Regions from separate parts of the Homo sapiens genome. Here region 2 is linked to region 1. A link is a loop called in an ENCODE intact Hi-C map of the cell type or tissue named here. Cell type or tissue: endothelial cell of umbilical vein. All regions are shown on one strand. Links, peaks and the distances in the headings refer to the core of each region. The heading gives the core; the rest is flanking DNA. Region 1 holds the start of LINC00423 (long intergenic non-protein coding RNA 423). Region 2 has its middle 31 kb from the start of KL.

Evidence for each region. A loop is a pair of places that touch in the nucleus more often than their neighbours do. Peaks named below come from ENCODE experiments on the same cell type or tissue, not always from the same donor. Only the 100,000 strongest peaks of a DNase experiment are listed, where the experiment ranks them.
Region 2: a loop joins it to region 1, with 8 times the contacts of the local background. A loop is called at or near these places in 1 of 110 quality-filtered maps.

Annotation. Positions count from the first base shown.
Region 1 is chr13:32,909,919-32,925,563 of GRCh38, reverse strand. It overlaps LINC00423 (long intergenic non-protein coding RNA 423), which reads left to right and starts at 13,912. Exons shown (of 5, transcript NR_047020.1): 1 at 13,912-14,541; 2 at 14,844-14,927. In endothelial cell of umbilical vein, for the core only: no CTCF peak of the experiment used is centred there; a DNase peak (open chromatin) is centred at 7,843.
Region 2 is chr13:32,977,457-32,993,101 of GRCh38, reverse strand. No RefSeq gene overlaps it. Among named protein-coding and RNA genes, the nearest start is that of KL, 31 kb to the left of the region's middle. In endothelial cell of umbilical vein, for the core only: no CTCF peak of the experiment used is centred there; no DNase peak of the experiment used is centred there.

The DNA of each region.
Region 1 (15,645 bases), core at 6,006-10,005:
TTATACCTCATATAACATAATAAATATAATAAAGCTGTTAAAAATAAAATATATGCATACATATGCACAAAAATGAACCCAATCAGTAATCACAGTGGCTATCACTTATTGAATGTATGTTAAATGATAGCTACTTCACATGCATTATCTGTAACCTCACAGCTTTGCAAGATAGGTATGAAACCTACTTTCCAGATGAAAAAATAAAATATAATAAACTGAGCTGCAGAGATGTTCAGTGACCTGCACACAGTCACACAGCTGGTAGGCGGCTGAGCCAGTGTTCAAATGCAGGTTGGTGTGTCTGCTGCATATGCCCATTTCACTGTCTGTCCCCCGGTTTGGGGAAGCCAGAGTGGCAACAGGACAGCTTGGGGGAGCTTCAGGCCTATAGCCTGAGGCCCTGCCTTGAATGCAGTCAGAACGTAAGGAAGCTGCAGTCCTTATCTGCCAGGCAGCTTATTGAGACCCCAGAGATGGAAACCTCAGAGAACATATGTTTTTCCTTGAGCAGTACACAGGGAATGTATGTGCTTAATCTTCCATTCCAATGTCCAAATTCTGCAGCCTGTGTCTCATCTGTCACAGCAAAAGCTGACAAGACAATTGTAATGCCAGCATCATGAAACGTCCCTGAATTCTTGTGGGGAGATAGAAAGACTACCATTTAGACACAAGAGTGAGGACTAGTGCTTCAGCATCAAACAGAAAGAACACCTTCTCTAAGTGCCACAGGCACTGCAACTGTGATTCTCCCCTTGCTTTGATCTTTTTTCTGTGACAGGAGCGATTCACATTCTACAGCTGAAACTCCTGTAATCATAGCAACCACTAACTGAGCGTTTGCTGTGTGGTTCACACTTCGCACCCATTATCTTATTTATTCAACACAACCAGTCTGTGAAGTACACACAACTATTAGTTCAGTCTTACAGATGAACTGAGTCTCAGAAAGATTAAGATTTCCACCAGGTGTCCAGCCTCCTACACGTCGCTAAGTGCTTTAGGGAAAATGGGCCCCAGCTCCAGCCCTAAGCGGTGTATCAAGATAAGTTTACGCCAATTGTGGTAGCTCCTTTTCCCTTCCAGGGTGAGGCTTGGGCAGAGGCAGTTCTGGCCAATGAGACATGAAAGAAAGTTGGCTGAAGGGATTCTGGAAAAGTTTTCTTGCTAATGCAATGAGAACTTGAGAAGAAATACTTGGAGAACAAAACATTTTTGCATTTCTGCTCCATGTCTGGGTCCATGGCAGCCACCTTGGGACCAAGAGGAGATCCCAGCTGGCATGCTGAGGATGGTAGAACCACACAGAAGGAGAGAAAGAAAATGCTGGGCCTGTGAAGATGCTGCTGAACTTCTGAATAACCACCCCTGCAACTGGCCATATTATTTAAGAGCACTGTGTCTGGATTTTTTGTTACTTGCAGCCTAAAGCATCCTATCTGGTTTCATCCTTTCTCTCTGCACTTTGAGAAGCACCTAATAAAATTAGGCTGTGAAGTTTGTCCTGGCTTTGCTCATTTATTAAGACAATCTGGGTTGCACTGTGATTTTGGACTAATGGTTTGTGATATGATTGGCACTGTTTGTACTCTTCCTGGTATTTCTAACATTCTGCAGCTTTGATGAGCTGCTTACGGAAGAGAATCAAATGCTGTGGACTTCAACCAGCCCTTTACTGGTAACTCTGTCCTTTTGTCTGCTTCAGGCCCCAGGTGCTCTCTTCCACATGCCAGCCCCACATCCCCACACCCCACAACCAAGGGTCCTGTGGCTGTCAGGATTTATCAACTAATCCCTATTTAGGTATTCACTGATCAATAATGTGTTTAAGGTCTGAAGCTTTCCAGAGATTTTGTATTTTGCAAGTAATGTCCAAAATTAGAAAGAAAAAACAAGCTGAACCCAAAAGAATCAAGCTAAGATGCCAGCCCCTGTACGCGCAACCAAGAAAAACGTCCATACAGATCAAACTCCTTAGGACTTGTTCTCACCTTCCGTCCTTAAAGGTCTCTGGGTAACCCCATTTTCTTTCTCCTACTTCAACTATTTTGGTTTCTTCTTTTTAATTTTTTTTTCTTTTAGGGACAGGATCTCACTCTGTCATCAAAGCTGGAGTTCAGTGGTACCATTATAGCTCACTACAGCCTCAAACTCCTGGGTTCAAGTGATCTTCCTGCCTCAGCCTCCCAAGTAGGCAGGACTACAGGCATGTACCATCATGCCCAGCTAATTTTAAAAAAAATTTTATTATTGTAGAGACTTGATCTTGCTATCCTGGCCTGGCTGGTGTTGAATTCCTGGACTCAAGTCATCCTCCTGCCTCGGCCCCTCCAAGTGCTGGGATTACAGCATGAGCCACCATGCCCAACTCACTTGCATCTTAACCAGCTGCTTTCTTGGTGCTGATGGCCCTGCCCCATGAGAGTAAGTCTTCTTAAATCTTTTTAAATCTTGAACTTCTATTTTCATCTAGGCTCCCCACCTTACTTCACTTCCACTGGCACCTACTAACTCCCACTTTCCACAGTCCTGATAAAAATAATAGACCTCTGGGGGCAGCTGAGCAGCCTCTTGAGTCACTTTATTGGCACGGCGGCCAAGATCTCCTAAGACCGTCTTCTCTAGAAGCAGCTTAGCTTGAATTACACCATGCCTTGGGGGACTGTAGCTGCAAGCTGCATCTAGATAGTGGGACTCTTCCAGACTCAAGAGGAAAAAACAATCTCAGCTGGTGCAATTTGTCTCGCTTTGATTTTGTCCCTGTGCTGCATTCCCAAAGGCACCAGCATCTCCAGCTTACCAAAAATGCAGGTGATGGAATTTTTCAATGTTGACTTGGCCTGCAATTGAGACTGAGCCAGTTGTAGACACAGTCCTTGATGTGGCCCTGCTCCTGCTTACTGTCTGCCATCACTCAGTTTACTTTTCTGTATGCCGTGTGTCACTACAGCAGAGGCTTCTACCATCCTTCCTTAGCAATAGAAATCTGATGTTATTAGAGATGTCAATATTACCAACTAAAATACTACATTGTTTGGCCCCTTAGCAATGGAATATGGCCATGTCACCAAGCTCTGCCTTGCCTTAGCCTGGGTTCCCAAGAAAACAGAACCTGACATAAAACTATATGTGCTACTAATTTGTTGGAGAATGCAATCCCAGGAAAGCAGAGGTGAGGGACAGGGGAAGTAAAGCAGGGGAGGAGAGAGAGCCTATATGAGGATATGTTACTAAGCTGGACAGTGCAACTGACTGCTTAATTTCACGGGGCCCCGCCCCAAAAGGCAACTGAACTACTGGAGGTGGGGGCTGGAGGGGAGAAGAGCTTATCTCATTCACACTGACTGCTCTCATCTCCCCTTAGCCAAAGCTCCACCTGTGAAGCAACAACTCATCTGCCTTTCTGGATCATGCTAGCATGGGTGTCACGTGGACTCTCTGTGGCTCCTCAGGTCTCAGCAACAATAGGGAAACCTTGGAACAAGATACGCAGGATGCAGGCAGGAGGCAAGGTGCTGTCGGGCTGGATCAGAGTCCATGCAGGGGTGGCTGAGTGGCCAAGGGCCACAGAGGTGGGTGAGGTCAACAAAAGGCCAGTGAGAGTCGTCTGGAACATGGCCAGTGGTGGGGTGTGACTTCTGGAAAGTTTTTTTAAAAGAAGACCAGCCCCTCTTCCTCCTGCTTCCTCCCTGGAATGGAGACATGATGGCTGCTGAAGCTCCTTCCATCTTGCACCATGAGGTGAGTTTGAGGATGAAAGCCAGCGACCAAAGATGAAGAGCAAGAAGTCTCAAGGAGCCTGGGTCCTTGGCACTGCACAGCGCCACTGGGCTCATGTCATCATCCATCCTTCTAATATGGCAGAAAAAATAAGCTTCTAATTTGCTTAAGGGACTCTCACTGGGTGTCTGTGACTAGTAGCTGAATGCAATATCTAAACGACGCAATCACTGTCTGAAAACATCCTTTTTTGTTTCTCTTTTTTAACCTATGGGCCAATAAAATAACATAAGCCCTTCTTTAAGAGAGGAAAATATGAAATCAGACACAATTTGAACAGAGTCAGCTTTAATGAAACGATGAAGCAAATCACTTGGAGTTAAAGTGCTTTTGTTTATTCCAGTGCTATTCTATAAAATGCCTTGCTCTGTGCTGATAAGGAAGCTGAATTAATGGCTTAGTGAACTAAACAATTTGAAAAAACGATTTGCTAACTAATCAGATTGAAGCAAAGGGCTCAAGTCACATAAATTTGACTCTTCTCTTTCCTCCTTCATAAGTCAGAGGTTCCTTCCCTGCTATCAAATGCAAAGAGATAAGGGCCCTCTTACAAAATTATTTTGCTACAAAGCCCATCTTTACCCTATTAAAATGTATGCTTCCTGTGTTTATGGAGGTCAAAGTTTGTGAAACAATGTTTGAGTTAATAGTGGGAAATGAGGAAACATGGCGAATGTAAGTTTAGGGATAACATAGGAATTTAACTTAATGTTAATTTTTGTGTATATAACTAGCTTAAAATGAACTCACTATTTTTCTTTCCCATTTCCTGTCTTCAGTTGAGTTGTTTGTTTTATACTTACTACACAAATTATAGTTGAACTTTTGATATTTTTAAGGAAGCTATTACTATGTATTAAATGAGTGCTGCAGTTATTTTAACAAGCTGGAATCAAATAATAATGCACCTGACAGGTTGGAAACCCACGTCTATGTGATATTTCATTCTTCCACACTACTTCAGCATCCCCCTACAAGAAAAGCCCTCGTATTTGTATAGAAAATCGCCCTCAACCCCCAAGAATGTCCATTCCCTTACAGGATATCTCTAATCAACTGTTACAATTTTTTCCCATAGGGCCTTCCCACAGATTCATCATTCTTCTCAATACAGAGCTCAGGGTGGCATTCACCAATCAACTGGCATTTCCATGAAAGATGACACCTATTTGCCATCCCTGATACACCTGTGCATGTGTATGTGTGTTTTTAAATCATTAAATTATAAACTGTAAAAGAGAGACATGAGAATACATCCATCTTACTTCACTAAAACTTGTTACCTGAGGCTGCGTGCAGTGGCTCACACCTGTAATCCCAGCATTTTGGAAGGCTGAGGCTGGAGGATTGATTGAGGCCAGGAGTTCAAGACCAGCCTGGGCAAAATAGTGAGGGTCCATCTCTACAAAAAAATTTTAAAAATTAGCCAAGTGTGGTGGCATTCACCTGTAGTTTTAGCTACCCAAGAGGCTGAGGTGGGAGGATCGCTTCAGCCCAGGAGGCCAAGGCTGCAGTGAGCCGTGATAGCAACACCGCACTGCAGCCTGGGTGACAGAGAAAGATCCTGTCTCTTAAAAAATAATTTTTTTTAACCTGACTTATCAGAAGATGATCCAGCTAACCCATCAGTACTTATGAACAAGTTCTATAGAAATATCCATCTCCAGGGGCCTCTATTGTGCCCCTCAGACCAGTCCGTAGCTGATTACTGTCCACCGACTCTAAGGCAGAGTCCACAACCACCATAATTGTATGCAACTCCTAACATATTTGTTCACAAGGTTATTCAAAATGTAATGTGTTTATGAATAAATAGGCATGGCCAAGAATCATACTTGTCCTGTGAAATACTTACCTGAGGAGCTCAGGCCTAAGGTTTATCAGTAAGGAAACCATTGTAATCTTGGATGGAATATCCAAGAAGCTAAGAGGCCCATTCTTATTTTGTCATAGCAAAGAGTTGCCCCGTAAAATAGGAGAACAGATTCCATTTTAGGGCCAACCTTCTGCGGTCATGACCATAGAACACAAAATGTAAATAAACTGGCAGTGTTGCCAGGCCTCCAGTCGCAGAGGTCCCTCAGCATTCTGAAAGTGATTGATTTCAATCTTTCTGTAGTTCTTCATCAAGCTTCAGTTTGTTATTGTGGTTGTTGTTTCTCTAAGCGTATAATACCTTTCCAGGGCAGGAGTGGTTTAACTCAACAGTATGTTCCGGGATCTAGTCACAAAAATGAAATCTACAAATATATCAGCATTGGACCCTGGAATGGATACAAAAGGGTCAGGGAGCCTCCTGGAGTCCATTAGGATCTGATTGTCCCCAGCCCCCAATCCACTTCATACATCAGTAAACATGTCCCAAACAGACAAGTCAGTGCCCACTCAGGGTCTCCCGACTCAATCGATTCTAAGTGCTTTCCAAGATACTTCTCATGTTTTTAAAATGAGGTATAAATTGAATAAAAATCTCAATGGGCCTTTTCCAGTTTTAACTTCATGTGTGCTGCTTTAACTTGAAAAGAATTTCTTTCCTCCTATTTGAGTCTTTGAAACTAGAAACAAAGGGGGTGTTACCCAAGTTTTCCAGGAAAAAATGTGATTCAAGAAGGGGTTGTATGTATTATCTTCAGAATATGAGAATGTACACAACACATATTACACATACGCATACAAAATACACACTAACACACCCACAATTATTGTGAACAATTATACACTATGTTTTCATATTTTATATATGCATGTGGCTGTATATGAATATTTGAGCTTTTTTAAAATGTCAGAACACAGCTTTTTGGTCATCTTTTTGGCATTGGAAATGGGCATTTGGCTCAGCCTGAGGGTAAGGCTGGTCCTCCCCAGGGTGAGATGCAAACCTCTTCCTTGAAAACTGCACTTGACCAGAGTGGAAAACCTGCAGCCACTCAGTCTTCACACAGCTGGAATTGTTCTTCCTTTTCCCAGCGACGTCTGCAAAATGAGCGCCAGGCCTCTGAGCACCACCGTGCCTGCCACCCCTGTGGGCCCTTCCTCCTCCCCACAGGGCCCTCAGGACACTCCTAAGTCAAAAGAAGACCCCTGAACACCTCGCAGGGAAGTGGGGAGGCAGAGTTCAGGACACAGCCTACCGTCTGTATCTGATAATATTGGGTGGCATGCAGGCCGTGGTTACAAGGCACGTGAGACAAGCCAGCACACCAGGGTCTTCACTTTTAGTCCTAAAGCCAATCATCCTCTAAAAGGGGACCCTCATTCCCTGAGAGACTGCTTGTCCTTGTTTAGTCCTGGTATTAACTGAGGTCTGACTGCTGGGAAGGCACATCTTCTCACGCCAGGCTAGCTCGCGTTCAGTATGGCTTCTCTCCTCCAGCCATGGACTGAATCAGCTAATTATTTCCCATCATAACCTACCCATTGTGGGTAGTCCAGGGGTCCAGCAGCACCAGATGTTCACCCTGGCTTGACTACAGGAGAAAACATGAGGGCCTCCCCTCCTTTTCCCGCAGCATAAAGGGAGAAACATCCGCAATGGCTCTTGATCCTTTCAGGACCCCTCAGCACCCCACGGAAAAAAAGTTGCTGCAACATTTGTAAAGTCTCTTCCCTTTAGAGGAACTGCCTTTGGGTACTAATAATTTATGCATCATTCTCTTTGCAAGCACATACTTAAATAAACACACCAAAAGTGGGAATTAGAGCAAGAGAGACAACCCCAACCCCCATAACCTCCCACCCCCACACCCCCACCCAACCCCCTTGTCTGGAATTCTGGCTTCTTGTCTAATTTGTTATTCTTAATAAAAAATTACTCACAGGAAGAGTGAATACCAAGACTCTCCCCTTGGGTTGGTTTTAGTACTTTTTTAATTTGACAGATAAAGCAGTTAGCAATTCAAGAGAGAGCTGAGCAGTTTCGATTCCCTCACCCACTTTATTGATTCATAACAGTATTCACATTTACACAGTTCATGGTATTCTGAAATCATTTGTAAGCCCTTAGTTGTTATCATCCCTCAAGGGTCACCTTGCTTTGTAAGCCAACAAACACCATTGTAGACAGGAAGTGAATAATTTAAAGCGATAGAGTGAGTCAGAAACAGAATCAGAAACAGGAATTTTGTCAGTTTTAAAATTCTGGGGCTATCTACTATGTAGACTTGGAAGGATAGTCAGAGTGGTAACTGGGTGGGGAGTTGACATGCATGTGACTCTTTATAATCAGGATGACAAACTTCCAGCAAAATTATGAATTTTGCCTCACTGTGAATCATTCATTCATTTATTCAGCAACCGTGGGCTGGGCACCTACTCTGCACCAAGTACTGTGTTAAATACTAAAAATGCAAAAGTACATAGTCTAATAAAAGAAAGAGACATGAAGTCACAGTGACTTTGAAGTAAGCTCAGTACCTGCTATAAGAGAGGAAAGAAGCTCCCCATCTATCCTCTTTTATTGAGTGGCTGGGACTCGCAAATCAAAATGAGAAAAGATTAACATGAGGAAAAAACAGAATTTATTTATATATGCAATAGATGTACTCATTGGAGAACAGTGATGAGTAACTCAATGGGATGTTAGAATGTGGAGCTTATATACCATCTTAACAAAAGGCAATAAATTTATGGAGAAATGACAAAGCAAGCAAAAGGGGATTGGGACTTCTAGGGGTGGTAAATTGTGGAAAGGTAAATATATGGGGAAAATTAATGGATGATAAGAGTTATTTTGGTAATGTTTGTTTGTGCAGACCCAACCTGGTGCCCTCTTTGTCTCTAGTGATAATTGTCGTTTCTCAACTCTGGATATGGGAAAAGGAAAGGGGAACAACTTCACCAAGGGAAATTCATATTCTGCCTTAAGTTAGGAAAAGGGAGGATAGAAAGCTTTTCCTCCATTTGCTGCTTCTCAATCACCTTCAGCTTAAAATTATTCTTAAGCCAAAGTGGCATCTTCAAGGTTGGCATATTCTGATCCCCTGCATTGCAATCTATTCATAGTATTATGGGAACAGCCTTAGGAAGACTCAGTTCTCCCTGGGGGAGGAAGAGAGTGGTTGATGAATATTCTCCGAGGAAGGGACAGTTGAGCCAGTCATGGGCAGTAAGTTTTTTAAGTAGAAAAATGAGGGAAATACATGCCACGCAATAAGAACTACCTAAGCAAAGGCAGAGCAGTGTGTGAGAACTTGGGCCACTGGGCTATGTTGTGCGGGGAGGGCTACTACACATCGGGAACCAGAGTAGGCTCTTGGGACACAGGACAGTCTCCTGGCGGTGGGTGGTAGGCAAGGAGTAAGAATGAATGAAGACAGGCAATAAGAAGCCAGAGAGGAAAAAGTAATATTGCAGAGGGCTGAGAAAAGATCAAGAAACAAGAAAGGAACAGCAACTAGTTTTCTGACCCTTCAGAAAGAGTTAGATTAGGGAAGAAATAAAAAGAGATTCTGCTGACTCTTTCTCCTACACACACAGCTGGCCTCAATCCTGATTCTTTAACAAAGCAAAAAAGGAAATACAATAGCATCTTCTATCACCTCTTATTATTGAAGTAGAATTTAATTTTTAAAAATATGATTCATGGGGTAAATTACTACTTTCCATTTTTCCAAGAAAACCCATTTTAGAGGTTGACCTTGATTTCTACCTATTCAATAAAAGTGAATTTTACTCTACGCTGAAATCCCTAGGAAGCAAGCCAAATGTGTCCCACTGCTCATCGTTGTCAAAAGTGACTGGGCTAATGATGCATGTAGAAGAGAGAAGAGCTGGATTTGCATGCCATGTTCTCATCACAGTTTGTTTTGCAGACTCTAGGCATATGGGGGAAAAAATGTTTTTAAGGAAAATAAGTGATGATGTCCCTGGCTGAGTTTGGTATAACTTAGATCTGTGCCTGCATATTCCAAACAAGAAGGCTAGTGTGGTAAGAGCTTAGAAAGGATGGTGGCAGCCAGAAAGGAATCAGAGTAGACGCGAGGGGACTCTGCAGATTGTAGGAGAGAGCCATGTGGATGTCTGGGAAGTGATAAGGAGTGGGGGGAGTCAAGTTGGAATCCACAGGACTTGCTTGAGGATTGGGATGTGGGTGTGAGAGAAAGGGAAGAACCACTTGAGTCCTTTGCCAACCCTCCCTCTTCTGCCCAACTTTAGGATATGGAAAGGGCCATGGGTCTCTTCTCTTCTCCATGCACACACTCTCTAGAGGTGATTCCATCTTATCTCAGGCTTTACGTACTACCTGTGTTCCAAACTGAGACCTGAATGCCTTCTTGATAGCTCCATTTGGATACATAATAGTCCACCTCAAATACAATATGCTCAAATGGAACTCTTAACCACTGGTCCTCACCCCACCATGAAGCCTCCTCCTATAGCCTCCCTTGTCTTGGTTAGAGAGGCCCTATATACATGGTTAAGAGCACAGGGTTCTGCATCTAGCCTGTCTGGGTTCAAATCCCAGCTCAGCCACTTGCTGGTTATCAGACATTAGACAATTTGCTTAACATCTCTGTGCTTCAACTGTAGAATGGAGGGATAGTAACGGAACCTGCATGCTATGGTCTGAATGTTTATGTCCCCCAAAATTTCCTCTGTTGCAATCCTACCTTCCAAGGGGATGGTATTAGGAGACAGAACCTATGGAACATGATTAGGTCCATGAGGACAGAGCCCTCATAACCAGGATTAATGTCCTTATAAAAGAAACTCCAGAGAACTTGTTTCCCCTTTTACCATGCAAGGACACAGTAAAGGCACCATCTATGAACCAGAAAGCAAGCCCTCACCAGACACTAAATCCACCAGCACCTTGAGGTTGGACTTCCCAGCCTCCAGAGCTGTGAGTAATACATTTCTGTTGTTTATAAGCCATCTCCTGTCTATGGTATTTTGGTATAGTCGCCTGAACATGCTGAAACACTACATCATGGCATGGTTGTGAGGATCCAATGATTTAATCTTTACAAAATACTCAGAACAATGGCTGGCACATGGTGAAGCCCAGTGTATTTTCTACTATGTTTATGCCACTATGCCCAGTTGCTCATGCTCTGAAATCATCCCTGAAATACCATTCACTCAAAAAAAAAGAGGTTTGTCCAATAAAAGTAAAATTATGTCTCAAGAGGGCTACACCCATTATGTAATTATTATCTAGTTATGTGAGTTAGGGCAATGGAAAGAGCATGTTATTTGGAATCAGATAAAAACTGATTCCAAATCTTCCTTCTACTGCTTACAATCTGGTGTCCTTGGAAAGCTATTTAAAATTTCTAAGCCTCAGAATTCTCATACTTAAAATAGGAAAAATATTGTGTATCCTTCAGGGTTCTTGTAAACTTTAAATAGCATAATGTATATAAAGCTTCAGCTCAGTGCCAGATAATAGCTACTATTATTAAGATCAAGGATTTGGCTTTCTGAGCTTCAAAGTAGTCTTGTAGCATCAAAAAAAAAAAAAAAAAAGGAAGCAATTGACAATAGATTCCTCTCTAAAAGATCCATTGGTCATTTGGGAAAACAAAAAGGCAAAAGCCTTTTGGGAAGCCCCACACTGCTGCCAGAGCGAGGAGGCAGCCTGGGACTGTGACATGGGCCAAGGTAAGGGTAGTGTGGGAGACAGTCAAGCCTCCGATTACAGGTGCCATTTCCCAGGGGTCACCTTAGTCATCAGCCCAGACCCCAGGGCCAGGGCACACTGTGAACCCATTTTCAACTGTCTGCCTCCAGTTCTCAAGAGCAGAACAAAACCATTAGTGTTTAATATTTAAACAAAAACCTTTTATTATTAGTCACTTTAAGCCCGAGTGATGATTATTAAAACATAATGGATAGGGTCTTATTTTTAAAGCTTGATTTTTAATGACGGAGATAGAAATCAGAACTAAAAAAAGATTGAGCTCCCTTGTTCTCTAGAGAGTGTTCTTTCTTCAGGTCAGAGCCTTGGGGAGATTTCCTGGCTCCTCTAAAAGCTGGAGCTGCCTTTCTCACCCCAGAAATCTGTCTCTTTACATATGTAGGCAGAAGAGTGTCCCCAGGAAGAACCTGGACACTTCCCACATGGCACACTAGGCTGACTTCCCACATGTGGGAACTTAGGGCCACGGCCAAGGTAAGAAGCCAGTGCTGCTACCAGCCGCCAGCCACAGCTCCTGAGCCCTCGGCCATGGGACATCTGACCTGCCCTGTGGCAGACGACTCCAGGTACAGGGTCCCAGGTATTTGGAATAAGCTTATATTTTTATGGCTGGTCACTTCTGGGGGGTTTTGTGAAGTTGGTTGATTCTTCTTTATTTACTAGGACAACAGAGCCTGCTCCACACACTGGAACCAGAGGTGGATGAGGACTGAAGGAGGAAGAGGAGAAGGCAGAGGGCCTGGCCCAGCCTCTTCACTCCGCCGACCCTTGCAGGTGTCAGTTCAAAGTCCTGAGTGGAGCTCCCGGATGACTGCACAACCAGGGGCCAAGCAGATTAGCCGACTCCAGTGGAGCAGGCTAGAGACCTATAACTGGGAGTGGGGGAATCCCTTGAATTATAAAATCAAAAAATATAAAATTCCAGGCCAGGCATGGTGCCTCATGCCTGTAATCCCAACACTTTAGGAGGCCAAAGTAGGAGAACTGCTTGAGCTCAGGAATTTGAGACCAGCCTGGGCAACCCCATCTCTACCAAATAGATAATATATGTAATATATGTATAACTTATACATATAAATATTATATATATGTTATAACTGTACTCCTAGGAGTTATATATATTACATATAGTTTTATATATATATATTTCTATATATAGAGCTACATATATATTTTATGTATAATAGTTTATATATTATATATAACTCCTAGGAATATAGTTATAACATATGTACAGTTGTTATAACATATATACAGGAATACAGCTATAACATATATAAATATATAACATATATTACTATATATGTTATCTATCTGTAAATATTATCTATATATTACTATATATGTTATCTATCTGTAAATATTATCTATATAGAGCTATATGTGTGTAACTGTATTTTATATATATGCATAACTCCTAGGAATACATTTATAACACATATGTATAAATATAATATATAGTTTTATATATATATAACTGCTAGGAATACAGTTTAATAAGTCATGTGCATGACATGTGAAGAAAATAAGAAAATTCTATTGAGAAACATAAGATGTTTGACTGCAGGGAAAACTACATCCTCTTTTTTAACATGTACTATATATTGTAAAAATAACAATTCTTTGAAATAAAACTAAATTTAATGCAAATCCAAATCAAAAATCATTTGGGACTTTTTTCTTTGTTATGGAAAAAAATTTATTTCAAATTTCTTCTGAATGAATAAGCATGCATAAATAGCCAGGCAAATTAATGAGAGAGCATTTGTCCTATTGGATATTATAAGCATACAAGTATAAACATTAAACCATTATATAATAACAGAAAGCCCAATAGCACAGAATCCATAATTCAGAAACAGACTCATGTGTGTGTGAGAACTTGATATATGATCAAGGTGGACTATCAACAAAATGGGTTGGATAAACTGACTAATCATTTGGAAAAAATAGAAATAACAAATCTCTATGCCCAAATTAAGCTTCAGAAGGAGCAAATACCTAGACATAAAAATATACATTTTTATTAAAGTACTGAAATAAAACTTAGGTAATTGATTTATAATCTTAGCACACAACTTTTTAGATGGTCACTTGACCCTATGTATTAGTATTTTAAAGTTTGAATCAACAATTCCATTCGTGGGATTTTTTTTCCCCCGAAGCCATAATGGGTCAAGGTGACAGAGAAAGATATACAAGTCTGGTCATTAAGCATTTTTGTAATGGTGAAAAATTGGAAACAACTTAAATGTTGATTAAATAAATTATAGCATACCCATACAATGAAACCCAAACAGCCAATTAGAATAATGATATATCACCACACTGATACTCCATTGCCTGAGCACTGTTGGTAGGAAAGCCTGCTCCTGTTACAGCCCTGACAGCAGTTTATGTCTATGCCTGCTGATCCATCCTCACCAACACCAGGGGGTGTTGTTCACATGCTTGTTATCTAGAGCTGTCCTTTCTGCCCATCAACAGACAGTTCTGCCCATGGGCACAGGCAATTGGTCTCAACTGCGCATGGTTTGCCCTGTAATGCCCTCCAAATGACCAGCTGAAAAGATTGATAGTCTAGAGCAGAGGACCTGCGGCACCTGATCCACAGACCAGACAGTTAGGAGGCTTCTTTGTCCTCCCAGAAGTGCAGGCAAAGTTTTGGTGTTCATCAAATGAGTGATCAATGACAGGTTATCACACCTACTGCAAAAATATATGGCACTTCCCTCTCCACCTCCACAGTGGGCTGTGAAAATTAATTGAGTTCAGGCTGTGAAAAACTTAAGCTGCTACATGAAATGCAAAATCATTAAGCTTCAGAGATTGTAACATTCTGCTTGTGGCCTTGGGACTGAAACACCAGATGTCATGCCCAATAATGACTTCACTTTTCATCCAACTTCAACAACTCAAGATTGAGCGCATTTTGGGTTTTGACCTTGCACTGCTATACTGAGATTCAGCAGAAGTTAACTACCCGCAAGACTCCCTCCAGAGAACTGAGGCCTCAGGATCATCTTCAACACCTTCACCCAGAGTACGGAGACAAAACCCTTGCCACATAGACCTGCCACACCACAATACCAGGTGGAGATGCACCGTTGCTTGAGTTGGTGAGTGAGAAGGGCCATTGCTTGTGTTATCTGAGGGCTGTGGAGGAAAGAGAATTAGGTAAGTTCATTTAGAACTAACTAGAACACTTTTCAAAAAGATGTCTCAGTGTGGGGCATAGTTAAGACATATATTTCAGAGTAATCATCTCCAAATGAGTGATTTTTGTTTTCTTGCCTATTTCCTGATTTACTTGAGTTGTCCTGGCTCAAGGAATAAAGAAGGCATTTATACAATAAAAGTGGTGTGAGTCACCCTTTCTAACCTTTAAGATTGGTTTTCAAACTGTTAAAAATTCTTGTAGGTCCACCAAGAAAGTTGCCATAGAAGCCTGAAGTTACGACAGCTTATAAGGAAGTGGTTATCGATTATGACGGATGGAGAAAATGTAAGCTGCCTATGTTTCATTCAGACTCATACTAGCTCTGGTTAGAGAAATCAATTAAAAGGAGGAAAAGATGAGGAAGTTCTGCAAAAATAAATTCAAGGGTCAACTAGCAGTGGATAAAGACACAACTATGATCTCTGTGACTTCTTTCCTCTTTTATTTGACATTTTTTCACTTCCGCATGATAAAGAAAATAGAGACATGGCATGCTGGAAAGAAAACTAAAGCTATTTCTTTAATGAAGTCCACTAACCTCGGAAGGAAGACTGAAGTATTCTTGTGGCTTCAACAGACAAATGATAGTAGCTGCTAAGACAGAAACTGCTTGGAAAGACTATTGATTTTAGATTCAGAGAAAATGAATAAGGAAAAGTTTAAGATTGATGAGAAAGGTATACAATGTGCTACGAGAATTTTTTCTAAAAGTCACGTTTAAAAAAACGAGTTTATAGTGGATTTTAGGTTAAATTCCTTTAATAAAGGGTTACATGTTTCCTGACTATGTATAAGAAATTCATGAATGTGACTCTAAGAGACTTGAATAAAAGGACCCACATGTCTTTTGCCCTGTGATGGCCTGCCTAAATTGCAGGGCTATAAAAAGGAAAACCACCTTTAAAAGCTTCAACCCTAAGTTGACTTTATCTTATAGAAGAAAGAATTTCATGTGTATGCTAAATATATACATATAGCATATAATGTATATATAATTTCCTGA
Region 2 (15,645 bases), core at 6,138-10,137, 67 kb before region 1:
CATTGAGTGCATACTTTTAAAAAACTAAGTAATTTATTTTAAGATACACTTAATAATTACTAAACACACTCGAAAATTTACCAAAAAAAGTATAAAAACTTAGTTAATTGCCTGGGTTTTGACGATTAAAGTTTTCTATAAACATCTCCACTTAGATTTGCCATCACCGTTTCACAAGTTGATTCCACACGGCCCTCAGAGTCTTTTAATTAATTTTGCCTACTTTATATTAAAACTGATTATTTGTAAAATTTTCATATTTGATTCAACTTTTTTGCAGATGTTTGTTACTATATAATTACCACCTCTGTGTTTGACAACTTTGTTTTGAAAGAAACTACCCAACATGCTCATTTTCCAACATGACATTTCCATATACCTATATTTTCCCCACTATGTCAAATCCAGATGACTCACACTTATTTGCCAGATTTTTTAGCCTAGATTTTCTAGTCTCTGATATGGATCCCACTTGGAATCTAATTATTAAATTAATAAGTTTTTGAAAGTGGCTTTAAATACTTAAACGAACATAGCAGAAATATAATGTATATGAAAAAAGAAACTAATTAGTCTTAATAAATATTTGCCAAATTGGATGAGTGTAAGGTGTGCCCAGCATGAAAAACTGTATGATGATTTAAAATTATAAAGTTTGCTACTGACTGTTAACACAACTATGTGAGCAGTTCTAAATGCAGCCAAAGCTGTCACCTGGGCTGGAGTGCAGTGGTGTGGAGTAGCTGGGACCGCAGGCACATGCCACAACACCTGGCTAATTATTATTATTATTTTTTTTTTTTAGAGACTGGGTCTTGCTTAGTTGCCCAAGCTGGAGTGCAGCAGCCCAGTCCTAGTTCACTATAACCTCAAATTCCTGGGCTCAAGACATTCCCCTGCCTCAGCCTCCCAGGTAGCTGGAACTACAGGTGTATGCCACCACACCAGGCTAATTTTTTCATTTTATTTTTGTTCTTATTTTTGAGGAAATGGGGTCTCCCTGTGTTACAACTTTTCGTTCTCTTTCTGTAAAACCCATCATTCATTCAGCAAATATTTATGAAATACCTGTTATGTGTCTGGCAACTGAGAAAGGTGCTACATGGAGACAAATAAAGTGAAGCCCAAAGTGTAAGCTCTACCAGTGACGCAAAGGACGACCCCATCTTCTTCTTCAAAACCCAATTTAGCCTCCCAAGGGCAGCTAGGCAGCCTTCTCCACTGCTGATAGTTTCACCTGTATGAGCCTCTCTGAAGTAACAGAATGCTGCCTGGCCACATGGATGGATGTGCTTGATTCCTCTCTCCCATCCCCATTTTAACATGTCCCCAGCTGAACTCCTGAGAGTTCCTTCACAACCCATTTTATCCCCAACCCAGACAGTAGCAGCTCCTTCCTTCCAGTAGCTCAGGCCAAAAGTCTCCCAGTCGTCCCTGCCTTTTTACTTCTCAGACCACATATGCAATCACTCATGAAATCTTTTTGACTCTACATTCAAAAAATATCCAGAATCCAAGCACTTATCACCACCTCCCCTGCCAATACCCTGGTCCAAGCCACCATGCCCTCTCTCCTGGTCACTGCAGTGCTGTCCCTCCTCACTGGTCTTCCCGCTCTGCGCTTGCCCTCAGGCAATCAGGCAATCTGTTCCTAACCTTCTCGGGGGAGTAGGAGCAGCACTCCCAACCTAAAATTGCAACCTCTCACTCCAACACTTTCTGTTGCTCTTTCCTGCCTTATTTTTATCCGTTGCACTTATCAATACCTACATGCCACAAATCAACTTATCTTGTTTAGTGATGGGCTTCCCCACGTGAATGTATATTCCATGAAGACAGGAATTTTTCTGTTTCCTTTCCTACCCCTTGTAGGGTGCCTGACACATGGTAGCTACTGAATAAATAGACCAGTGTGTGTTATGAGGATCTTGTGGGCTTGGTGGACTGCTTTGCTTCCTGGCTCCATCACCTAACTATCTGTGTAACCCTAGAAAGTTTCTCAACCTCTCTGAGCCTCACCTGCAAAATGGAGATAGTAATAGCAACCTTACAGGGCTGAAGGGGAAATTTAACAGGATATTCTATTTGGGGAGATTTAAAGATGATGAACGATAAAATACAGTAATGGATCGGAATTTGTTCTCCAAAAGATAGGTTGAAGTCCTAACCCTTAGTACCTCAGAATGTGATCATATTTGGAAATAGGATCATTGCAGTTGTAATTTGTTAAGATGAGGTCATACTGGAGTAGTTAGGCCCTTCATCCAATATGACTGCTGTCCTTATGAGGAGAGAAGAAGAGACAGACACACAGGGAAAAAGACCATGTGATGATGGAAGCAGAGATTGGAGCCATGCAGCTGCAAGTCAAGGACCACCAATGATTGCCAAGAGCCATCAGATGCCAGGCAAAGGCAACAAAGGATTCCACCTGGAACCTCAGAGGGAGCAGGCCCTGCTGACACCTTGATTTCAGAATTCCAGCATCTATAACTGTGAGAGCATAAACTTTTGTTGTTTAAGCCACCCAGTTTGTGGTACTTTGTTATGGCGGCCCTGGGAACTAATACAGATGCCAGTCATGATTTTACTCCAAAACCAGTTTATCCTCTGGCTTCCCTAGGTTCATTATTGTGACCTCTATCCCCACAGTTATCCAAGCTGAAAACACCTTCAAAGTATCATACGACTTTCCTGATGACATTAGTTGAATTGATAAATAGTGACTTCCACAAACTTTACTGAGTGCTTAAAATGAGTTTTTCCCTGATCTGTGGCGATGCCCGGGCCAAGCCCTTACCCTCAAGGGGCTGGGGGTGCTGGGGGTCCTGGGTGGAGGAAGAGACAGCAAACAATAACCAAATGTCATGTGTGCCAACCTAGGGGTACAAATGAAAATTTTGGGCAACATGATTCCAAAGGTTCTTTCCAGCAGTGATTATTTCATGACTCACTCCTGCCTGGAGTACTCATTAGCATGCACTTTCCTGGGAAATATTTTATGCTACTATTTAGTACAACTTAACTCTCGTATTATTTAATTTTTTTATAAGTTCTAATCTTGTATCCCAAACTAGATTTGTAGTTTCTTAAGGCAAAATCTGTTGTTAAATGTTTTGCTCTTCCTACACCACTGTCTAAGGAATGGGAACTCAGTCACTGTGTGTTCATTCATTATGAATGTCAATTACTTTCAAATAAAGAGGTACGCAGGTATCCTCTCCTCTTCCTGTTTTATCTTCCCTATATACTAAATTTTGGTGATGCAAAGTCATTTATGTCCAGAGAGGCTACTGACAGGATGGACTCCCTTTTTCTGATAATTTCTTTATAAACTTAAGCCTTTTAAAATAAGGTACTAAATAGTATGGGAGAATACTACTATTAATTGAAAAAGAGAAGGTTACAAAGTAGTATACACAAAATATATCCAAATTTTAATAGAGAACATGTGAGAGATGAAGAAATATGTAACTGGAACATTGCAGATGTTACCAGTCTACAGTTATGCTGTCACACTGGTATTTCTATGCCATAGTTTCTGTTCTGGCTTCCGACCTGCAGATGCAGAATCTGCAACTCCCCTTTAAGAGTCCTTCCAAAAGGGACCTTCACGTGTGCTCACATCTCTTGGGTGTAGTCACTGCACGGCTTCCAGCATGTTCTCCTGCTCCTGCTTCCCAGACCTTGCCCACTGCTGGTGAAGGCATGTGAAGGACTGGTAATGCCCAGCAGGGGAGATGCCAATGTCTGCCCTCAGTGGGCTCCACCCCTGAAACCACAGAACTTTTCTCCTTGTGGTATGATTATAAGTTATTTTAATTTTTTCTTTGTTCTTTTGATATTTTCCAAATTTTCTAGATTATTCGTTTTATCATCTGAAAAAAAAGGAAGTAAAAACATCTGCAACAAGTTTGCAAGATAGCCAAGCAGCTGCTATTGTGAACAGCTGCAAAAGAAGTCAGAGAGCAGAATGAAAAAATCACAGGGTGAAGGTGGTGGTCATTGCATTGCAAAGCTGATACACATAAAATGCTGCCGGATATCTCAGGTAAGTTCTAGGAAGTACCAGAATCTGCCAGGGCCGCATCATTGTTTTAAATTAAGAGTGGAGAACACAAAGTGAAACTGACTCTTGATTGGCATGTTGCCTGACGAGATTCAAGATTCACGAAGTCATTTATTTCAGGGTAAAAAAAAAAAATGTAAGCCATTTATGTGTACCAATAGCTTTGGAATTAACCAAAACCTCATAGGCAAAGCCATAGGAATCATCACAGGCAGCCTAATGAAAACATCTGCTGAATAGAGGAAGTTGACCAGAAACTTAATAAGACATCAGACCGTGTTACAAAGAGAACACAGAGTATCAGTGTGGAAAAACTGATAGTGTTGCGTGCATTAATGAGCAAATTATTCTCACTGCCTTTGGTGGGAACACTCTGTCAACAGCAGTGGCTGAAGCATCAAAGGCAAGAGGAGGCAAGTCGAATTTTAGAATAATCATAGTTCATGAAAAAAGTGGCAAAACTAATTTTAATATAACTTTTAAATTAAAGATAATGTGTTCAAATAAGGTGAGTATGAGTCACATTTGTTTTATGTCTCCCTAGAAAATAGGCACCAAGAAATCAAGGCTGTGATGTATATATTAAATAATAATAATTCAGCAAGGTGAGTTTGCTGAATTCAAAAGTGAGTTTGCTTTAAAAGGTATAGAATGACAGTTTCCAAAGATGCATGTACATAAAATTATGTGCAGTAGAGAGAGGAATTTCGTGTAGTACAAGAAAGAACATAATTATACCTGATAAGACAATAGAGATATTTACTTTAAACCTGATAAGAAATAAAACATTTTTTACAGTATATACTCTGTCACATTCACTGTTTGGGCAATTTTTATGGAAAGCCACTAACTGAAATAAAAATATAAAGAAATTTAAAACTCATTTTAATGAAAGTATTTTTCTACAAACACCCAAAAAGGAATAAAAACTATGAAGATGATTACTCTGTATGTACAAAAATTCTAGCAGCTTAGATTCCAAGTGCATTTCCTTAAATTGTGTTATATTGCAAAACAAAAAAGGAATGAGGTAAGAAAGAACAGATGTGTCCAAGAGAAGAAATAATTTTAAGAAACTGCAAGAACATATTGATCTGCATTTTAAAGTAGCCATCTAAGGAAAACAGATAATTTCATATTTTAATTTTCTTTTTTGCTCATCAAATCTGATATAAATACCATCTCCTGCACACAGTAATCTCACATCTATAAAATATTCATGTAGCAGCATTAAGAGGGAATCTCCAAGAATTTAATGTGAGTGAGAATCTAGAACACTTTAAACCTAAAGTGCTTTCCCATGTAGGAAGCACTTGAGATAGTCACCTAATTCATAGCTCATTCTTAATCTGGGCCAGCATGCCCCAGAAGAGGCACCTTGCTGAGCTCAGCACAACTACACTGCTACCTCCAGCTCCAGCCATCCTGGGAGTCCTTCTCTCCTCAGCCTCCTCGATTTTTAGTTACAGGACCTAGGGCAATTTTAGGTGATTCAGACTTGATTTGAGGTGAAGACTCCTTTTTCTCAAAAGGAGCCTTTTCTATTCATTCTTGAACCACTGAAATACACCTGAAGGATGGGCAGAGCACAGACCCCAGCCCCTTCTCATGCCAGAGGTGCCCGGAAGGATTCTAGGAGCAAAGCTGGAACGACCTTGACCCAGGGCAATGAGCTAGACTTAGGAGTCAGTTATTAATTGACTTGAAGTTTAGAGGATAGTTTGTAGGATAAGAACACATTTTCCCTGACTTCCCTAATTCTCTAATGTTCTAAAGTTCTGTACATCCAGCCAGAGCCCCCAGTTTCTGTCTCTAACCCATCCACCTTGCTTGCAGCCCTTTTGTGCATATCTGACCAGTCACCTCTATCCCCCACCATGGCCGTTCCACGTCTTCACCCAAGGCTGCCTAGCAGACAACTAATTTTTTTTTCAGGGACCTTGTCTATATAAACAATGTGATTTTCATGTATTATAAAATGCATGGGCTCATGTGAGGTATAGTGATTTATCAGTGAAGACTTAGAACAATGGGTAGAGAAAAGGCATTTATTTATTTGTACTCGTTTCTTGTCCAATCAGTACTTGTGAAGAGTCATGATCCTGGGTCTTATGTGAGTGAGTCACCTCAAATTAGCATCATTCCGGTGGCCCAATCCCACATGATCCAAGAAAAAAAGATCATGGCAGACAGCAAAGGGTATTCACTTGAGAGGCTGCTCTCCTGTAGTACCCCAGGATAGCCCCATGGGCGCGAGCTCCGAGCTCCTTGGTCATCTGGCGAATCCCTTGTGTGGGGAATGGGGTTGAGTTTTGGAGAGCGCCCGAAAGGGGAGAACCATGGGACCCACAAGAGTCCAATCAGGGCTCACAAGCCCCACCCAAAGAGCACTGCAGCCTCTCCCAGGCACCAGAAGGGTGGCCTTAGACATTTTTGAGGAAGTTGCTTCAAAAAGCATTGAAGTGTTGCCAGGTCCGAGCAAGCACTTGGCGTGTTCTGGTCTAAGACAGTACCACCCTCCTCATTCCCTTTAAGACTGTCTGACCCATTTCTGATTCTCTCTCTCAATAATAATCTAGACCACGGCAGTCCAATAGGAATAGAAAGTGAACCACGTATAAAACTTTAAATTTACTAGCAGCTGAATTTTTAAAATGTAAAAAGAAACAGGTGAAATTACTTCTTATAATATGCTCTATTTCACCCAAGGTATAGTCAATATTCATTGTCCACTGATTCTGTATTTGCAAATTCATCTACTCATAAAAATGTGTTTGTAACCCCAAAATCAATACCTGCAGCATTTTTGTGTCCATTTGCCGACATGCAGAGTGGTGAAAAGCTTGAGTCGCCCAACATGCACGCTCCCAGCTGAGGTCCAGCAAGGCGGTGCGCTGCCTCTTGTTTCAACTCTCGTGCTGTAAGCAAGCGTCCTTTTTAGGGTCTAGGTAGTGCCATGTTTTCTACATTTTTGTGCTCCTTTTTAGTCTCCGAGCATACTGCTGAAGTACTGTCCGGGATTCCTAAGCTGTGAAGGCTCCTAAGCACAAGAAGGCTGTGATGTACCTTATGGAGAAAATACGTGTGTTGGAGAAGCTTCATTCAGGCATGAGTTATAGTACTGTTGACTGTCAGTTCAGTGTTAATAAATCAACAAGATAGATTAAATAAGTTGTCTTTAAACAGAAACATGAAAAACAAAGTTACATGTTGATCAGTTGATGAAAATGTTGTGACAGAGGCTTGCTGTAGGAACCTAGCCTTGTATTTCCTCTTGGAGTGATGGGTAAGTATTCACTAATTCAGTGTTCACAGTGACTTGATAGAACATAATTCACTCCCTGGAAAAATGAAAATAGATTGCATCATCACTTCAACAAGTAATTAATACATACAATTATTAATGAGACATATTACACTTTTTTGTACAAGTCTTTAAAACATGATGTGCATTTTGCACCTAGAGTGCATCTCCTGCATACTGGCCACATTTAAACTGCTCAGTAGTCACCTGTGGTGAGCAGCTACCATACTGGGCAGTAAATATCTAGCCTAAGACTCCGCAAAGGCGTCAATGCCACCAGGCAGAGCTCCTCGCCCACTGCCAGCCACACAGCTGTCCCTCCACAGGGCTCTAGACCTCTTCCTTGCCCTCTCTCCAGGGAAGCTGTCCCCAGCACTGTCTTTCCCTCTTGTATCTGTTTTGTCTCTCCACTGGCTGTTCATTCTCAGTGTATAAATGTACTTGTCTTCCAGTTTTAAAAAACAAAGAAAGAAACGAGGGACTTTAGGTGTTGTTCCAGCTTTCATGTACACAGCACTTCTGAGCATCATTCCTCTGACGTGCCATTTGTGTATCCATCCATCATCTTCCCTGGATAGCCTCAGGGCAGTGGCCATTTTTCTATTTACATTTCATTCAATCAGTAAATATTTACTATATCAAACATCTTCTACGCACCTGGCACTGTGACAGGCCCAAGGATACTGTGATGAGCAAACCCAGAAGTGCCTGTGCCCTGGCGAAACCTACCGACCAATGGATGAGTCAGACATTCAAATAAACCCTCAAGTAAATGAGTAAGTTCAAGCTGTGCTAAGTACTAGGAAGGAGCACATGGGGTCTGAGAACTTGGAACAAGGACGTCTGATCTAGTTTGGGGGATCGGACTTCCCCAAAACTAGAAAGTTGAGCTGAATCAGAGTTAATCCACCAGTCTAAGATCAACTCACCAAAGTGAAACCTTCAAGAATTAAGAGAGTTTATTTCATCACTGAATCTCCAGCACCTACATCAGTGCCTGGCATGTAGTAGGTCCTCAATAAATATTTATGAGCAAATGGATTAACTATGCAAAAAAAAGAGAGAGAAAAAAAGACAGAAGAGAGGGAAAGAGAGCATCCTGATGATGCTAGGAAAATAGCATGTGCAAAGATCCTGTGGCAGGAGGCAGCATGATACATACAAGAGACTCACAGGCCAGTGGGGGAGGGCAAAAAGAGTAAGAGAGAGGGTGGAATGAGATGAGGCTAGGAAGATGGGGAGGAGCATACCATGAATGCATCACAGGCCACCTTAAAGATCTTTTTCTTCAACTTAAGAGACATTGATTTTTAAGGGGGGAAGAGGAACAAGGAATGGCATGAACAGAGTTGACTTCAGTGTAGAGAATGAGGAGGAGAGCTGGGCAGACCAGAGAGTCCTGTCAAGAAATAGATGGCCAGGCGCCGTGGCTCACACCTGTTATTCCAGCACTTTGGGAGGCAGGTGAATTGCTTGAGGTCAGAAGTTCAAGAAGTTCAATACCAGCCTGGCCATCATGGTGAAACTCCATCTCTACTAAAGATACAAAAGAATCAGCCAGCCATGGTGGCACACACCTGTAATCCCAGCTACTCGGGAGGCTGAGGCATGAGGATCGCTTGAGCCTGGGAAGTGGAGGTTGCAGTGAGCTGAGATCATGCCACTGCACTCCTGTCTGGGTGACAGAGCAAGACTGTCTCAAAGAAAAAAAGAAAAGAAAAGAAAGAAAGAAGAGATAATGACAGTAGCTCCAAGTGGGATGGTGGCTAAAGATGGGAGAAAGTGATAAATTCGAGAAATATATAAAAAATAAAACCAACAAGAGTTTGGGAAGCGACTAGCTAAGAGAAGTGGCAGGGAGAGACGCCAAAGATGACCACTTAGTGTCTGGCTTGTGCCAAGCGGATGGATGGTGGGGCATTGTCAGAGGAAAAAATGGAAAGAAGAACAATAGTTTTAGGGGATGAATCATGAGTTTGGTTTTGAAGGTGTTGGGTTTGTGATACCTTTGAAACAGTCAAGCAGTAATAACTGTGCTATGAGTTTGGAATTCAAAGAAGTCCCAGGTAAAGATATGAATTTGGAAGCTATGGTGTAAAATCGTCATTAAGGCCCAGTATCTGGCACATGGTAGGTGTTTAATAAATATTTGTTTAATGAGTGATTTGGGCGGGGGAGGGCCTAAGAATCCGTTTTATTACAACGCGTGGAGTTCATAGCAACTAGGGACTCATAAACAGAAATATCTAAGTATACCTCTAAAGTTCTATTTTCCATAGAAGGTTAACTGTACAAACAATTTAAATAACATTTAATCTTCTCCAAATCCATAACATTATTTTATGTTACAGCTTATTTTTAATTATATTTCTTGGTTTTTAATGGTTTCTGGCATCACTTGAGATAAAAGTTACATTAAAGATGGAATCTCATTTATTACATATCACTTTATCTTATCATCTAAGCACTTAGAAAATACTTTTCTCCAGCAATTAATTTTCGTTTTTCTCTCTGTTCTTGTGGCACATGCAATTTTCTATCTAAAGTTATAAAGTCTCATTATCTTGTGTTCATAAATCAAATTAGGCTCATATACCACCGGAAAGAACATGTTCAAATAAAACGTCTGGAAAGAGTAGAGCCTTAAGAAGTGTTTATTAAATAGAATTGGGTTGAGACCCCACAGGTGTTTTTCCCTTTTGTTTTACTTACTTGTTTATTCCTTTTGATCCTTGCAACCAGTCCCTTTCCACTTCCCTCATCAAACATTCTAGTGCGCTTTCAAAAATTCTGGGCATGAATTCCTCTGAAATGTGCATTTGTCGTTTTGTGTGGATTTATTTTTAATTCATATAAATGGAAATATGATACGTATCTCAAACTGCTTCTTACCGTTTCTGAGGCAGCACTGTAATTTTAAGGTCGATCCATGTTGCTATATGGAAATTGAATCTATTGCTTCTAACCATGGCATGGTTTTCCATGGCTGCTCACCCCCTCACCTTCTACCCATCCCGATGGTGGACATTGGATTGCATCCACAACCTGTTGCCACTGACAGCCTGCAACCAACACCCTTGCACATGTTCCCTTATGAGCCTATAGTGAGAATATCCCAAGGAGCACCCTAGGGTGGAATGGCTCCACTTAATTGGACTGAGTGGTGTCACTACCTCCCAGATGTCTGTCCCAGTCTATTCTCCCACCAGCAGGTAAAAGGGTGCCAAACCTCACACCCTTTCCAACAGGAGCCATCAGCCAGCTCTCTGACTATGGCCAAATTAATGGGTACAAAGGGATATTTCATCATTGAATTGCATTTCTCTTATTAGTAATGCTTTTGAACATCTCTTCATATGTTTACTCACACAGAATGTTTTCTGTAAACTGTCTCTCCTTTACATTGACCATTTTTCTGGTGGGGTATCTTGTTGTTGTTGATATGCAGCAGCAAGCTCCTTGGTATATTCCAGATATTAATCTCTTGTCAGGTTTAGACATTACTAATATCTTACCCCTTTGTGTCACCTGTGATCTATGGGACTACGAATAGTTTATCTTATAATTTTATCCGGAATTTTTTTTTTTTTTTTTTTGAGACAGGGTCTCACTCTGTCTCCCAGGCTGGAGTGCAGTGGCGCGATCTCGGCTCACTGCAAGCTCCGCCTCCCCAGTTCACGCCATTCTCCTGCCTCAGCCTCCTGAGTAGCTGGGACTACAGGCGCCCACCACCACGCCAGGCTAAGTTTTGTATTTTTAGTAGAGAGGGGTTTCCCCGTGTTAGCCAGGATGGTCTCGAACTCCTGACCTCGTGATCCGCCCGCCTCAGCCTCCCAAAGTGCTGGGATTACAGGCATAAGCCACTGTGCCCGGCCTCTGGAATTATTAAATCTAATAAGATAAACATAAACTTTGCCAACAGTAAAACTTGTATTTTCCGTGATGCTTGTTCCCTCTCTTTAAACTAGTTAACATAATTGGTGCACATAGAACTGTCTGACATAGATTAAGCAGTCAATGCATGTCATTGTTATCACTGCTGTATGTAATTTGAGTGTATGTTTCTCATATCTCATAGGAAATTATCTCAAATGACCTAAATAGCATAGCTGCCTTATGATATACCTAAATGATTCAAATTAAGGTCACTGTGCTCTCTTTCTCAGTAAAGATGTTTCAGAGTTACTTAATGATATTATTAGAAGACAAGAAAAAAATAAGAGAAACATGGACCACAGTTCACTACACTGACTCGTGTATGATCTTTAAGGACCTGGGGGTTATTTATAGATGACACAGAAATTACAGGATCTTTAAACTTTTAGAAAGACTGGATGCCGTATGGAAGAATTTCAGTTTCTCTGGAATTATTTTCATTGCTTTCCTCTCTTTCATTGTCACACTTCTGTGTCACTTTATGGTGGCCTTCTATTTCCTTACTCTGGATGGTGAGAGTCACTTTCATGTTAAGGAAGCTCACAGGTGATGTGATCCTTTCCTCCCTTGGAATCCCCAGGTAAATACTGTCACAATTCAATTTCTGGAAACACAGCCAGTCATGGAGGCCTGAGGTACCCAGAGGAAGCTCTTCCCGCAGGCGTTGCTAGTGCTGCCCCGTACCTCCCGGTCAGGACTCCGAGGTCGTAGCATGCCCTGCTCTGCACCTTCTCTATCATGACAGAAACACTTGCAATCATAGGGCAGTCGGGGAAGGTGTCGAACAGAGACAATGACAGACATGCATGTGTGCTTCTGTGAACTGCAGCACGGTTATCTCACCCGGGGCCTTCTGACCATCCCATTGCAGGCTCAAACGGATGTGGGCACAGAACAAAGGGCTTTTTAAAAAATTTTTTTTCAAAGACTTATTTTAATTAATTAAATGTAAATAAGCAAATGAATCGGTTGTGATGTCAACGTCAGGAAATTATTTTGTACCTAGATTTTCTACCTAGATTTCCTATTTCTATAATTCTCGAGATATTGTAATTCAGCAGGAGAGTGGTATCTGATATATATATATATAATTTTTTATTAATCATTTCATTTACCCAGAACTGTTTTCTTCTCCATGCTGCTTCCTTATATACACAGACACACACACACACACACACACACACACACATATATGTCAGCAGACATCCGAATGTAAATTTTCCCTTTACATTTGGAGAATGTCATATGGAAGTTGAGAGATTTGCTAGCATAAGTAGCTAAATAGCTTTCATGTAAACAATAGTTACTTCTCAATTCTTTTCCACATGTCATTAATACCATTTCGTCTAACAAATTTTTAACCACAAGATATTATTAAAACAATTCTATGTTCACAGTGATGCAGTACGATGCCATTCATATTGACGATTTTTTTCCCTCAAGGTTGCACATGTAACCATTTCCTTAGAAGTAAGCATGACTTACCTCCTTTTAATCCAAAAAAAAAAAGAAACTGCTCTGAACAACTAAATGGGGCATTAGTGCTTTTTAAATGATTTTCAGTGTTTTCTTTTTCCAGATTAGAGCACTGTTACCTTATGAATCAAAACATGAAAGAAAGGGTTCAACGTTAGCAGTGAACTTTGTTTTAACACATTGATTATGTTTTCTTAGTGGTTTTGTCAACTTCAGCCATCTGTTGCCAAACTGTGAGGACCACGTATTTCTGTGTAAGTGAAGGAGCAATCCATCTAACCATCACGTGTGCAAGACCAACTACCTAAAAATCTGTAAGAATGGATCAAAGTCAAACTGAAGTCAGAAAACTAACATTTAGCAACTGTCTTAGAAGTGTATTTGCAAACGTCTTTACAGTATGTTATTTGTACTGTGTGACTGGGAATAACCATGAGACTGAATAGATACATTCAGCCTTGTTTAATCTAAATATTCCTTCATGGTTTCTTCAGCCTGTCTCTACTCTACAAATGGAATCCTATGTTGAGCAATGAGCTAGGCCAACCGAGTCTCACCCTCAATCCACAAGCTCATAGTTGGGGCCACTGGAATTCAGTGCTTGACTTAGGGAAAAAATATTGTGAAGACTATGAAGTGTAGCTTCATCAGTTCCCACCTCCTCTTTTACAAGAAATGACCTCAACAACTAACTCATCAGATAAAGTTAACAATTTAACTGTACCACCCACCCTTCTGCAACTTAAGGAGTGTCTTTTTGAAAAAATAAGATGCTTTCACCCAAAGGAATGCACGAATGGAAGCATTTCTAATAGTAGGGCTTCTTTATAAAGAATCAGGATTTCGCTCCTTTGCATTTGCTCACCCTGGCTGCTTGCTTTGTTCGCAGTTAAATGCTTGGTGCCTCAGGATCAGACTCAACTTTTGAATGCCTTTTCTAGCTCTTCCCCCATGCTCTGCCAACAGGCTGGATGCCTGTCTATCCCATCTCATCTTCTATGGCTGTTCTAGAAAATGCATTTCTTTGTTTATAAGAGCTTATTTTACATCAGTGAGTGAAATCACATCGAAGCCTCTCTAAAAGGGCAACCTTCCAGGATTGAGAAAGGATGCGCTGTGCACAGTGCTGGGTGGTGCTTTCTTTAGAAGAGGACAAATCAGCAGGGGCAGGACCAGGGAGAAGCAGGGGAGGTATCCACACCTAGGGTGCAAAATTTAAGGAGGCACTGACTCTCAGTGCCAACTCTACACTTGCGCAACCCTGAAAGTGAGCGCCTCCTTAAATATGGGCCAAGGCCCATCACTCCCCTCACCCTGTGGCTTCACTATCTTTTCTTCTTCTTGCCCCTTTTATCTGTTCTGTTCTTGTAAAATTGGCTTTCCAGGTCATCTAGTTGTAGACCTAGTGGGTCTACACCCTGATACAAATCATTTTAAAAGCGCTAGATGGCAACTGTGGGAGACTCTTTTGACAAATAAAGTGAGCTTCATTGTTTGACTAGAAGACTGGAATTTTTACTTACATGCATTCTTCCTAAAAACTTGACGAAAAGTTGACTGATTTTTATCAATTTTTTCATCCTTCAAAATCACTTCAGAGAGGTTTTTGTTCATTTTCCACATGGCTATATGTGTCACCACCTTGAAATAAAATGACAGATAAAAAGATGTCCAGTAGTCACAGGGCTGTGATGGCCTAGGAGGTCCTGGTCAGTCTGGTGCTGTTCGTCTGCTGCTGCTTGGAGGTGGAGGTGGAGCGAGAGGAAGCCATGTCAATCCACGTGGGCAGGGCAGCAAGTGTCATCCAGGCTCTGTGTTCACACAGTCTTCAAAGCTGGGGAAGTTCACTGGAGGTGAAGAGGGACTATTCTTAGTGCCTAGCAAAATCTCTGGGGCTTCTCCCATGAGTGCCAGCTATTCTGTTTTCAAACACAGATCCAGTCCTTCTGGCCTACTGTGTGCCCAGGAGGCTGGCCTCTCTGTGCGGCAACTTTCCACTCTTGGCCATGACATCAGGTTGGGTTCAGCCAATGGGAGGTCAGAGCATGGGATGAGAAAAAGATAAGGCTGTTTCTCCCACTGCTCCTTGTTTCAGTTATACTCTGACTATGGTTACCTCCTTCTTCAGTGACAGCCCCTGCCGGGTGGTCCCTCCAGGACTCCAGCCCTCCTGGGCGCTGATCAAATGGTTTTTTCTCCTCGCTGCTTCAGACCTCCAGGTGGTAACAGCTTCCTGTTGATGCTAGTTCCTTGAGGATCTTACTATGCCTGGTTAATTCCCTTTATTCTGCCTACATTTCTGTAAGTAGTCACTTTTGGGTTAAACTATTTTGAGTAGAATTCCCTTTCTTGCTGGAAGCCCAACTGAAATAGAAGATGACATGTATTTTTTAATAGCTATATAGAATAAATTGTCTTAATTTCCCACTAAAGAAAAAAGAAAGCAAAGCACTAATCTGAGTTCACCTTACAAAATGTATGAATTCACTGAAGAAAGTAAATGTAAATCTAGGAAAGGAGCTCTATTAGTCACAAGTCTCCAGAGAAACAGAACCAATAGGTTGTATATGTGTGTGTATATACACGCATACACACACAGCACACACACACACAGACACACACATACATGCACACACAACACACACTCACAGAAACACACACAACACACACACCACACACACACAGACACACACAGACACAATACACACACACAACACACACACAACACACACACAGAAACACACACGCGCATACACGCACACACACAACACACAGAAACACACACAACACACGGACACATACACCACACACACACAGAAACTCACACAGACACACACACACACGCAGAAACACAGACACA